Regions from separate parts of the Homo sapiens genome. Here all the other regions are linked to region 2. Evidence: chromatin contacts called from ENCODE Hi-C or POLR2A ChIA-PET data. All regions are on one chromosome and are shown on one strand. Each heading gives the region's core, a stretch centred on a gene start or an enhancer-like site at or near the end of the contact. The rest is flanking DNA. Distances are from core to core; before and after follow the strand shown. Region 1 overlaps MCTP2 (multiple C2 and transmembrane domain containing 2). Region 2 overlaps MCTP2 (multiple C2 and transmembrane domain containing 2). Region 3 overlaps MCTP2 (multiple C2 and transmembrane domain containing 2).

Region 1 (3,566 bases), core at 1-2,500, 34 kb before region 2:
GAGGACTCTTCGCATACAGAGGAAACCAAATAGATGTGGTCTGATAATATTTATGTAGAAATTAGCAGAGTTCCTTACACATAAACCCTCAGTAAGTAGCATTAGATTGGTGTTGCTATTCTATTTATTATTATTATTATGAATTATATTAGTAATAGTCATAAAACAGCCTATGTGTTTGGGAAGAGTGGATCAAAAGAACTTGATGAAGGTGGTGAGCAATCTGAGTCCCTTTCTTAGCTCCCTCCAACATTCCCCACCGAAAGTGACCAGGACAAAGTCAGAGACTGGCTGACGAAGCCTCGGGACAGTGCCATTTTCCCTCTGCCCACAGCCCATCAGCCTGTGCGCCATTTCTCCATATCTTTTGTCCAAGGCAAAGCTTGGACTTACTGCTATACCCAGTGTCTACAGCAGACACAGCAAGCACTGCCCGTGTGCCAACGATTCCTTCTGCCCTATGAGTGATGCAGCATTGAGCCCATGGGGCTCCTGTGCATCCCGCTCATTCAGTGCACTAAGCAGCTAGAGTTGCCTGACAAGATAGGAACGCCCTACATGATGTGGCTTCTGTTCACTTCTCTGCCATCTCCTCCCATTGCCGCCTCACTGCCTCCTCTCCAGCCTCACTGCTTCCTTGCTCTTCCTGAAACATCAGGGACACTCCTGCTACCCTGGGGCCTTTATGCTTGCTGTTCTCTTTTTCTGGAAGGCTTTTCTCTAGCTATGCACACAACCCACTTCCTCACCTCCTCCATATCTTTGTGTGAAGGTTATCTTCTCGGAAGAGGTCCTTCCTGACCACTCTGTACAAAATGATAACACCTCCCCCCCAGCACCTACTCTGCTTTCTTTCTCTCCATGACACTTTATGTTCTGATTATATCTATAGCTTGCCACCTTTCCTAGTGGAAACTCCATGAGGAAGGTGACTTTTTTCTATTTTGTTGACTACTCTGTCCCTAGTGTCTGGATCTGCATCAGCACAAAGCAGGCGTTCAACAGGTGCGAAGGGAAGGAAGAAGAACAGCGAGACTGAGCCCATGATGGACCCTGGGATGTAGCTGACACACCTGCCTCTCTGACACACCATCACATATTGAGGTACGACTTTCGAGATCACACAAAAATAGTAAAAATGACGTCATTGAAGTGTAGAGAAACTGACGCACTTGTTTAATTTTGCAACCTGGAGGTCGTTTCCTCTCCTCTGTGGTTTCTCACTCTACTTCTCTGTGATCACTAACCTGAAGCTATGCAGTTGCCAAGCCATTTCTGGAAATATCTCAATGGGGAACTTCTCTAAATCACTCAACTCACCCACGTAAGTGCATGCCAAAGCTAGTTATTCACAACTCCAACTGCCAAATGAAATGTCAGGGAAGGACATACCCCATTGTGGAATTTCATGGATTATGGGAAAGGGGGAATGATCCTTTCTTTCATAATTATTAGTTATTGACCATGACAATGAGCCCATTCAATCTTGATAATTATCCTTGTGTTTAAAAGGACACAGTGGACACAGAAAAATAAATGTCTTCCTTTTGTGATCAACTTTTTTTATCTCCAGATCTGAGCTCTCCCATTTGCAGAATTGTACTTCCAAACTCATGTTATACCCACAGTTCTGCGCACAGTCCCAGGATTCAGACAATCCTGGAGTTAGATCCTGTCTCTGACACTTACTAGCTGGATGACATTAAGCAAGTCACTAAAATTCTCCAAACCTCCATGTCATTCTGAAAAATAAGCAATGTTAAAAATAATTATAAACACTAATGAATACAACCAAAATCATGGCAGTAAGCACTTGTTAGGTGCTTGTGGCTGGCAGGTACTGGGCTAAGACCTTCATATTTTTCTAGCCCCACAGACAAACTTAACTAATCTGTATTACTCTCTGCCTATCTAAGTCTTACTAATTCTCAAAAGGAGTTCTCTTCAAGCCTTTCCTGACCACCCTGCTCAGAATAACCTCCCCATTCATCTCAACTGGTTATCTAGCACTGAGTAGAGACTGGTTGGTATTGCTGGTCATTTTTTTCAGTGTCTGTGTCTAATCCCAATTTCACCATCAATACCTACGGCAAGAACCAGAATAGACCGTATGCATTTTCTAAATACTTAGCTGATTTTACAATGCATGTTAAAAGCGTCTTGTAAAGTAAGTACTGGGAGAGTGCTGACTAGAGGAGAAAATGAGGAGAAAAAAACTAGATAAGAAGAAAAAAATAAAAAAATAAGCTCCTCTCCCTCCGAGTTCCCTTAACTTTAGCTTCTTCACATTTCATCTGATGCTTAGAAACTCCTTTCTTTAGGGCCCTACCCACGTAGCGCCTCCATGTATCACCCTTCCCCAACACAACTAAATTTCTTATGGCTTTCCAAGCCTTTGGCAGTGGCTGGAAAGTCAACTGCAGTGATAATATGAATCAATATACATGCATATCATATAAGCAAGGTTTGCAGAAAGGCCGGGAGAAGAAGAAAAATGACATTTCTACTCTTCAAGAGCTTATACTCTAACAAGAGAGACTGACTTCTAAACAGCTATGTGTGTATACACACACACCTATAAAAAGGTATATATATACACTCCCATACATATATATATATATCCGCATGTGTGTGTATGTGTGTGGAGGTATTGGTATGTGGCAGTAGACTATGGTGCTCTTACCTCCTCTTTAGCCACAAGTCTTGGCCACAAGCAATGAGATCGTCCTCCGAGGCTAAAACTGTTAAGATCACAGAGTTAGTCAGCTCAGGCGACTATAACAAAATACCACTTACTAGGTGGCTTAAACAACAGAAACCCACTTCCTGCCTTGCAGATGACTCCATTCTCACTGTGTCCTCACATGGTGGGGAATGAGAGACCTCTGGTGTCTCTTTCTCTTGTATAAGGACACCAGTTCCATTGGATCAGGGCTCCATGCTTCTGACCTCACTTATCCTTAATCACCTCCTAAAGGCCATATCTTCAATACAGTCATGTAAAGGTTAGAGATTCAACATAAGAACTTGGTCTGGGGGACACAATTCAATCCAAGCAATGACTCTTTATCCGTCAGCACCCAGACATACAAAGTCACCTAAAGGACACAATATGGATGCCAGGCCACCATGATAAGATATCAGCCTTACAATTAATGAAGTGATAACATACAATTAATGAAATAATGTGTCAATCAGAAAAAGGGAGAGGTCACGCCAGGAAGCCTCAATAAAAGTTTGGACTTGTTCAGAAGGAGGGACTTTAAAATCCAGGCTTCCTGGACTAAGTGGGCTCACAGAGATGGATAAAGGTGGCCCTAGTAGACAAAGTGTGAGTATGTCAAGTTCTAATTTGTGGCTCAGTACCCATTGTGAGATGGATGGTGTATGAAATGCCATTCAGCATGGAGCCCATGCATTCTCCCTGCAGTGTGCCAATCCCTGCACCAATTTTCCTGATTCTCATGTGACTTCTCCTAAAGGCTGACTGTGGGGAGGAAATGCATTTCAAGTGTTTCCAGGCCCTGAGATAATAATTTCTCCTAACAGGTTAATGAAGTAGACAT
Region 2 (3,278 bases), core at 565-3,064:
TTTTTTAGAGCATTTCCCATTTTCACTCATAAAATTATTAATCAAAATTCCAAAAGTAGATTCACTGAACCAGTGGTAACAAAATAGGAAATGAAATATTCCAGAGACATTTTGATAAGCTCCAAAGAAACACATGCTAGGCCAAAAATCTCCAGTTAAACCATGGTTGCACAACAAGTTATATTCATTCCTGCATTTTCTCAATAAGTTCTTCCTTATATTTGCCTGTCTCTTTTCCAACTTGTCAAGACTTGGCTTTGCATTCAAGAATTTTTTCTGATCCTTGTCCAGTTTTGGCCTGGTGAGAGCCACCTTGCTCAAGTGAAGGCCCACAGGGATGGTGGTGCCGTTGGCCCTCTCACACTGCACCTGCTCAATGTAGAGGACATATTTCTTTCTGAATAAGGGACACAAGGAAGTGTGTGTGGGTGTGCATGCATTGGGAAATGATGGATACACCTTGACTTTCTTTCTGTACAACTTGACTACTTGCCAATTTGTTAACCTCTGTAGTGTCCTCAAACCACCTGGACCTCGTGGTCCTTGCAGATGGGCATGGAGCAGACATTGTATTTCTGCTCAGCTCTTTGGAGAGCAGGGACGACATGACCTTCCTGCATACCTGCGAGGGGGCATTGAAGTGACGTTTGCAGTTTTTGCTGTGGTCCCAGGTCACCAAGCGATTGAACTTCATGGTGACTCTCTGGCTCCTATATATTTCCTGATTTCTATCTTATTCTATGACATATTGGATTTTAGAAATATAGTGCTTAATTTCTATATGGGGATTGTCTAGTTATGTTTGTGTAACTGACTTCTAGCCTAATTGCTGAGGATTAAGTCAGAAAGCAAATCAGTATGTTTTCAGTCCTCTGAAATTAGAGGCTCCCTTTGTGGCCCAGCACATGGTTAATTCTGCAGTTGCTGGGTTCTATATATGCCATTTAGTGAAAGGTGTTTGGCTGTGTTGTTTAGATCTATGTGCTTTTGATTTGTTCATCTTCTTGTTCTATCAGTAAAGACAACAGGTATTGAGAAAGCAATGTTGCTGCATTAACGGCACTCACTAAAGGGGATGAGAGACGGTATGTCACTATTGAGTCCAGCCCTACTAGAGAGTTCTAGGGTAATTCGCTGAGAAGTACAGGTTTTCAAGGGATAGCCTGAGATCAGTCTTGACTTTGTTGTGTTTCACAAGTCCAGCTGGAAAAGCCACATTGGCAGCTGGACACATGATTGTGAAGCAAAGAGAGAGGGCACATCTAGAGAAAGATGTTGAAGAGATTGGCAATTCAGATGACAATTGGAGGCATGGTAATGGATGACATTGCCAAGAAAATATAAAAGCCTTATACTATGACGATTAGCCTTAAAGAACTCCAACACTTAGTGGTTTCTTAGAGCAGCATAAACTTGCAAAGGAAACTAGAAAGACATAGCCAGAGAGGGGAAAAAAAAATATGGTGTTATCTTATGACAAATAGAACCCAAAACCGAAAAGCCAAAGGAAGGGTGTTTTATAGAGGAAGTGGTCAACAGTCTCAAGTGCTGTTTGGAGATCCAGTAACAATAATCTTGAATGTATCCATTTAGTGAAATGAAGATTACTGACAATCTTGATATGCATTGTTTTGATGGGAGAATGGAGAAGAAAATCTGCCTAAAGTAGGTTCAGAAGAGAGTGGGAAAGAAGGAAATGAAAGTAACAGATTAGATAACTAAAAAAAAAATTGGGCTGAAGGTCGAGCAGAAGAGGCTGGATCACAGAGGTAGACAGACGCAACACTCACGCTAAACGCACGTGCTTCTCTGGCTACAGTGTTCAATCAGTAATTACTCATTGATTGGACTGCTACCCCTCATCTCCCAATGCATGCACACCCACACACACTTCCTTGATCACCTTAGAAGAATAGTTATTATCTGCCATCCAGGTATAGACCCAAGTTTTGAAATTAAGCACCATCCAATAAAAAAAATTGTCTTAGCCATTACATACAAATATAAGAGAAGGCAATTCACTTCTTCACATAATTGAGTTTATTGGCCCTAGATTAAACCACACAGATGGATCTCTTAAACAGTTCCTACATTAGAACACAACCATTAAACTTCAAAGGTCCTGCCTAACATTATCACCACATTTAAAGGTTTCCTTGTCTAATAATTACCTGCAGAAACAGAACACCTGAACTATCTTTAGAACATCACCGGAATAAGGATAGTAGGAGGCAAAGGTATTAATTTCCAGTACAAAATCTTGTCCAACTTAGGTAAAGAAGTTATTTTAGGATGGTAAATGTAATTGAAAGGTTAGCCCAAAAGAAACACTAATTTAGAACAACAGAAACTTTATGCATATGTTCCAAAGCCATTTCTGGTGTGAAAAAGAATATGTTTCACAAATGGTGCATATTTTTAAGCCATAAAATCCAGACAAATTTTTCAGAAACAAAGCAAAATATTTTAAAGAAATCATCACATCTACCAAAGAGCAAGAAAGAAAATTTAAATTCAAATACCTATCTTTCAAATAAGTATATTATACCATTTATCTTTCTCTTGCTTCTAAAACATCAAGCCAGTAGTTTCTTTCATAACATAATCATTCAAAGCATGTCCCCAGCTCCTACCCATATTAACAGAAACAGCAAACACCTATTGTCTATCCAAAGAGCAATTACACCTCCTCCAAGCAGACAGGAAAACTCACTAATTCTAACATGCTACAAGTAGTTTTACTGATAACCTCTAGAGATTTGCAACCAATTTCAAAACATATACCCAAATATAATCACATCATTATGCCCTTAAGGTAGTCTCATGTAAGAATACAAGTATCATGCTTCCTTCAATTAAAAGAGATGAGAGAATAATATAATTGGAAGAGCAGTGAGTAGAGAAATCCAATTTTTGGACAACCTAATGTGTGGTATATCTTGCAAAGCTTATCAAAATTGTTTAGATGGGGAGTTTCCTGTAAATTATTAATTCCATCATCTGGATTTAAATCTATGTAACTAGTAGAAAGGATAACTTTTTTATGCACACACACTCTCGTCTCACATACATACACACAAATAGCATATGAAGTACTGTTGTAACTGACTGGTAACACTGTTGTGATTGACTGGTAATACAACCAAGTGTTACCAGTCAATTACAACTTCTTTGCCATTGCTGTTTTAAAATACTAATCCAGTCATCTGATACACATATTGACACCTAAGTAACGATGGGATATTCCAGCCACTAGGGATATATCAGTGAACAAGGCA
Region 3 (3,380 bases), core at 726-3,225, 53 kb before region 2:
TAAATGAAAAAATGTAAAACTAGATAGAAAAGAGAAGAAATGTAGGTGAATGTGTGTGTCTCTCAAGAAGCTTTCTAGATAAAAAATGACACTTTCCAGAAAAGAATCGTAAGATTAAAAATATTTTTGCAACAAAAACTTTATAAACACAATCTAAAGGCAAGTGACAAATTTAAAAAATGCATGTGAACATGCCCAGGAGACAGAATGAACAAGTGATGCATGGAACAGACTATGCAGAGAAGCAAATATCTCATTAACCAAACATATTTAAAGGTCCAAATTGATGAAAACAATTTAAAGAAAAAAACAAGACAACACTTTCCTTCTATCAAATTAACAAAGATATGGCTAGGCACGGTGGCTAATGCCTGTAATCCCAGCACTTTGGGAGGCCGAGGTTGGGGGGGGGTGGGGCGGGGATCACCTGAGGTCAAGAGTTCGAGACCAGCCTGGCCAACAGGGTGAAACGCCATCTCTACTAAAAACACAAAAATTAGCCAGGCGTGGTGGCCCATGCCTGTAATCCCAGCTACTCAGGAGGCTGAGGCAGGAGAATTGCTTGAACCCAGGAGGCAGAAGTTGTAGGAAGCTGAGATCATGCCACTGCACTCCAGCCTGGGTGACAGAGCGAGACTCAGTCTCAAAAAAAAAAAAAGTAACAATAATATTCCACATAACAAGGTAGGTGAGAAACAAAAAGTGGCCCACTTTCACACACCAGTAGGTCAACAAATAGGTCTTTCTCAAGAGTAAATTGGCAATTTTTTAATGAGAATCTTGAAATGCTCAGATCATATAACACAAAAAATGCAATCCACCTGAATAAATAACTCACTTGCAAATATATGAAAAAGTAACCTGTACACACAGATTTAGGTATAAGAACGTTTGTTGTGGCATTATTCCTAATGTTACAAATTTTGAACAAACTTAATTCAGAATGTTGACTGAACAAAGTATGGTGCCCTAAGCTTTTAATTTCTTCTCCAAAATAAAGTTTTTATAATACAGAGAAAAATGTGTAGAGAGAAAACACCAGGTAACCAAACATTTAAAAGCCAGATTCTCTTTCATTTTAGAAAGAAAAATAGATTTTAAAAATCGGGGCGGGCCAGCCACGGTGGCTCATGCCTGTAATCCCAGCACTTTGGGAGGCTGAGGCAGGCAGATCACAAGGTCAGGAGATCGAGACCATCCTGGCCAACATGGTGAAACCCCCATCACTACTAAAAATACAAAAATTAGCTGGGCATGGTGGCGCATGCCTGTAATCCCAGCTACTCGGGAGGCTGATGCAGGAGAATCACTTGAACCAGAGAGGCAGAGGTTGCAGTGAGCCGAGATCGCGCCACTGTACTCCAGCCTGGCAACAGACCAAGACTCCGTCTCAAAAAAAAAAAAAAAAAAAAAAAAAATCGGAGCGATGGAGTAGAGTAGGTTCAGAATTTCGGTAAGGCCTAGTGGTGTGCCTTCGTCAACACCAGTTTTACTCATGAAGGGGCATTTTCTAGGTCAAATTTATGATGGGGAAAATTAAACCTCAATCCACGACAGAGTCTTTATTCAAATAAGGTGCCTTTTAAAAGAGTCTCTCATTTCTCCTGTTTCACAGAAAATAAGACCTGACCTCAAGAAAACACCTTTCACAACCCTCACACCACCCAGGTTAGAGGTGGTGGTGGCGGCAGGGGGAGGAACTTTTATCTCAAAAGAAGTAAAAGAGCAAAAAGATACACAAAAAGTACAAAAATTGATGAGGAAACTGGGAAGATAAGCCCACGATAAAAAGGATGGGGAAATCACAAAGTCATTCCTGTTCCCACAGGCGAAATGCAAAAACAAAACCCAAACTAGAATAACTATACCAAGAATAACTATGACAATTCACACGGCAATAGTAACAGCTAATGTTTATTGCATATGACTGTTTCAGCTCCACCCACCTCACGGCCCCGCCCCACGACCACCACCAAGTCTCCACAAGCACACACACCAGGTTAATCCTACCGCAAGCCTAGCAGGCTCATGGCTAGACCGTGTCTGAGCTAGAATCCAAACTCCGGTGGTCCATGTCCAAAGCCCACGCATAACCCTCACCCACCATCCAGCACTCTTCAGCACGTCACATCATGACACAAAACAAAATGATGTCTGTAGGGCACAGCAGGGTTTATGGTGGCCCAAGCCTAACAGAGGTGCCCAGAGGGCTGCCAGAATGAATACTTCAGTACATCCCATTCAGAACACACCTGTTGGGAAGCTACACCGCTGCTCAGTATACAATACAGAGTTCTAGCAACATCATAAAAATTAGCCTGCTAAATAGCAAAAGAAAACCAGGACTTAAATCAGTCATTTTAACTTTTTGGTAACAATTTAGTAATTTATTAAACAACAATAATTGAATAATAATATAATAAACAATAAGATAACAATTATTTAATAATAGTAAAAATTATGCTATGTAACAGCGATTACATAGCATAATTCTCACAGTATCGAGAGATCTTTAAATTTTTTCTCTGAACTACTCCTTTTAAATATGAACTTGACTTATGTAGCACATTTTTTTCCATTATCTGCATATAAAGCTGCCATTGCTCTAGAAACGAACGTCAGATATCTACCTGTGCTGGAAATTGAGAAAGAGAGCAGTTTTCTGAATGAGTGTTCATTTATTTTCATCCACTAAAACTCGCATCAAAAAAGACCATCAAACCTCAACCTACAGCTGAAGTGATTTTCACGGCCCTAGTAATGTGACAGCGAACTTCCATTAACTTTTCTTTTCCTTTTGCAACGCTACAGAGTGGCCACAAGAGGGCACCAGCAACACAGTATTCCCTCAGCCCACAGTGGTAAACTACTACAGCGGCCTAACATTACAGCAAAGCACAGGGTTTTAAAGCGAGGGCTATTGTTTTCCACGTATTAGCGCTCTACGAGCCAACAGGGTATGAGCTGAGCATTTTGCACAGGACGAGAGACCTGCCCATATCGCAAGGCTGAAGTTCAAGCCAGGCCTGGAGCATAAGACCAGCTCTAAGACGCCAGAACACCTCCTCCTCGGCCACATTCCTTCCCATGGGAAATGGACCCAGGGTTCAGTTTCCTCCATGCATCAACCAAATCATGAAGCAGTTGGAATTAAAGGCGATTGCTCACATATTTCTTCTGCTTTACCAGTCTCAAAGTTTAAGACAGCCAAGAGCTACTCAGATCGAGAACTTAAAACAAGTGTAAGTCCTATTTGGTCGAAAACAATACATCTTGTATAACATCCCGGAAAATAATGGAAAGGAAATGGGGAATATAAGGAAATAAAAGGAAAACGTTAGGATGAAGAAAAGGAGAGTAGAAAGAGCAAAGAAAGATGA

Evidence for each region. Hi-C counts contacts between places; a loop is a spot of excess contacts on that map. ChIA-PET counts read pairs that join two places held with the same protein, here RNA polymerase II (POLR2A). Pooled maps may share reads with other maps.
Region 1: a map of natural killer cell shows a loop between it and region 2 (4-fold over the local background). The contact joins two enhancer-like sites. A Hi-C loop is called at or near these places in 4 of 168 maps with a recorded cell type or tissue (CD8-positive, alpha-beta T cell, OCI-LY7, naive thymus-derived CD4-positive, alpha-beta T cell and 1 more), 25 of 37 single-sample maps with no recorded cell type and 15 of 50 pooled maps. POLR2A ChIA-PET finds 5 or more read pairs at or near these places in 11 of 52 experiments (BJ, GM12878, MCF 10A and 6 more).
Region 3: a map of natural killer cell shows a loop between it and region 2 (3-fold over the local background). The contact joins two enhancer-like sites. A Hi-C loop is called at or near these places in 4 of 168 maps with a recorded cell type or tissue (B cell, OCI-LY7, naive thymus-derived CD4-positive, alpha-beta T cell and 1 more), 11 of 37 single-sample maps with no recorded cell type and 11 of 50 pooled maps. POLR2A ChIA-PET finds 5 or more read pairs at or near these places in 8 of 52 experiments (GM12878, OCI-LY7, activated B cell and 4 more).

The regions. Positions count from the first base shown.
Region 1 is chr15:94,304,540-94,308,105 of GRCh38, reverse strand. The region is part of intron 2 of MCTP2 (multiple C2 and transmembrane domain containing 2); the gene reads right to left. Among named protein-coding and RNA genes, the nearest start is that of MCTP2, 75 kb to the right of the region's middle. Within about 2 kb of position 1,250, at least 4 of the 41 ENCODE cell types and tissues checked have a DNase peak (open chromatin) inside an H3K27ac peak, as active enhancers do; they include CD8-positive, alpha-beta T cell, OCI-LY7 and natural killer cell, where a contact is called at or near this core.
Region 2 is chr15:94,270,912-94,274,189 of GRCh38, reverse strand. The region is part of intron 1 of MCTP2 (multiple C2 and transmembrane domain containing 2); the gene reads right to left. It also overlaps the pseudogene RPL26P5. Among named protein-coding and RNA genes, the nearest start is that of MCTP2, 41 kb to the right of the region's middle. Within about 2 kb of position 1,814, at least 4 of the 41 ENCODE cell types and tissues checked have a DNase peak (open chromatin) inside an H3K27ac peak, as active enhancers do; they include CD8-positive, alpha-beta T cell, OCI-LY7 and natural killer cell, where a contact is called at or near this core.
Region 3 is chr15:94,323,851-94,327,230 of GRCh38, reverse strand. All of the region lies in intron 4 of MCTP2 (multiple C2 and transmembrane domain containing 2), which reads right to left. Among named protein-coding and RNA genes, the nearest start is that of MCTP2, 94 kb to the right of the region's middle. Within about 2 kb of position 1,975, at least 2 of the 41 ENCODE cell types and tissues checked have a DNase peak (open chromatin) inside an H3K27ac peak, as active enhancers do; they include natural killer cell, where a contact is called at or near this core.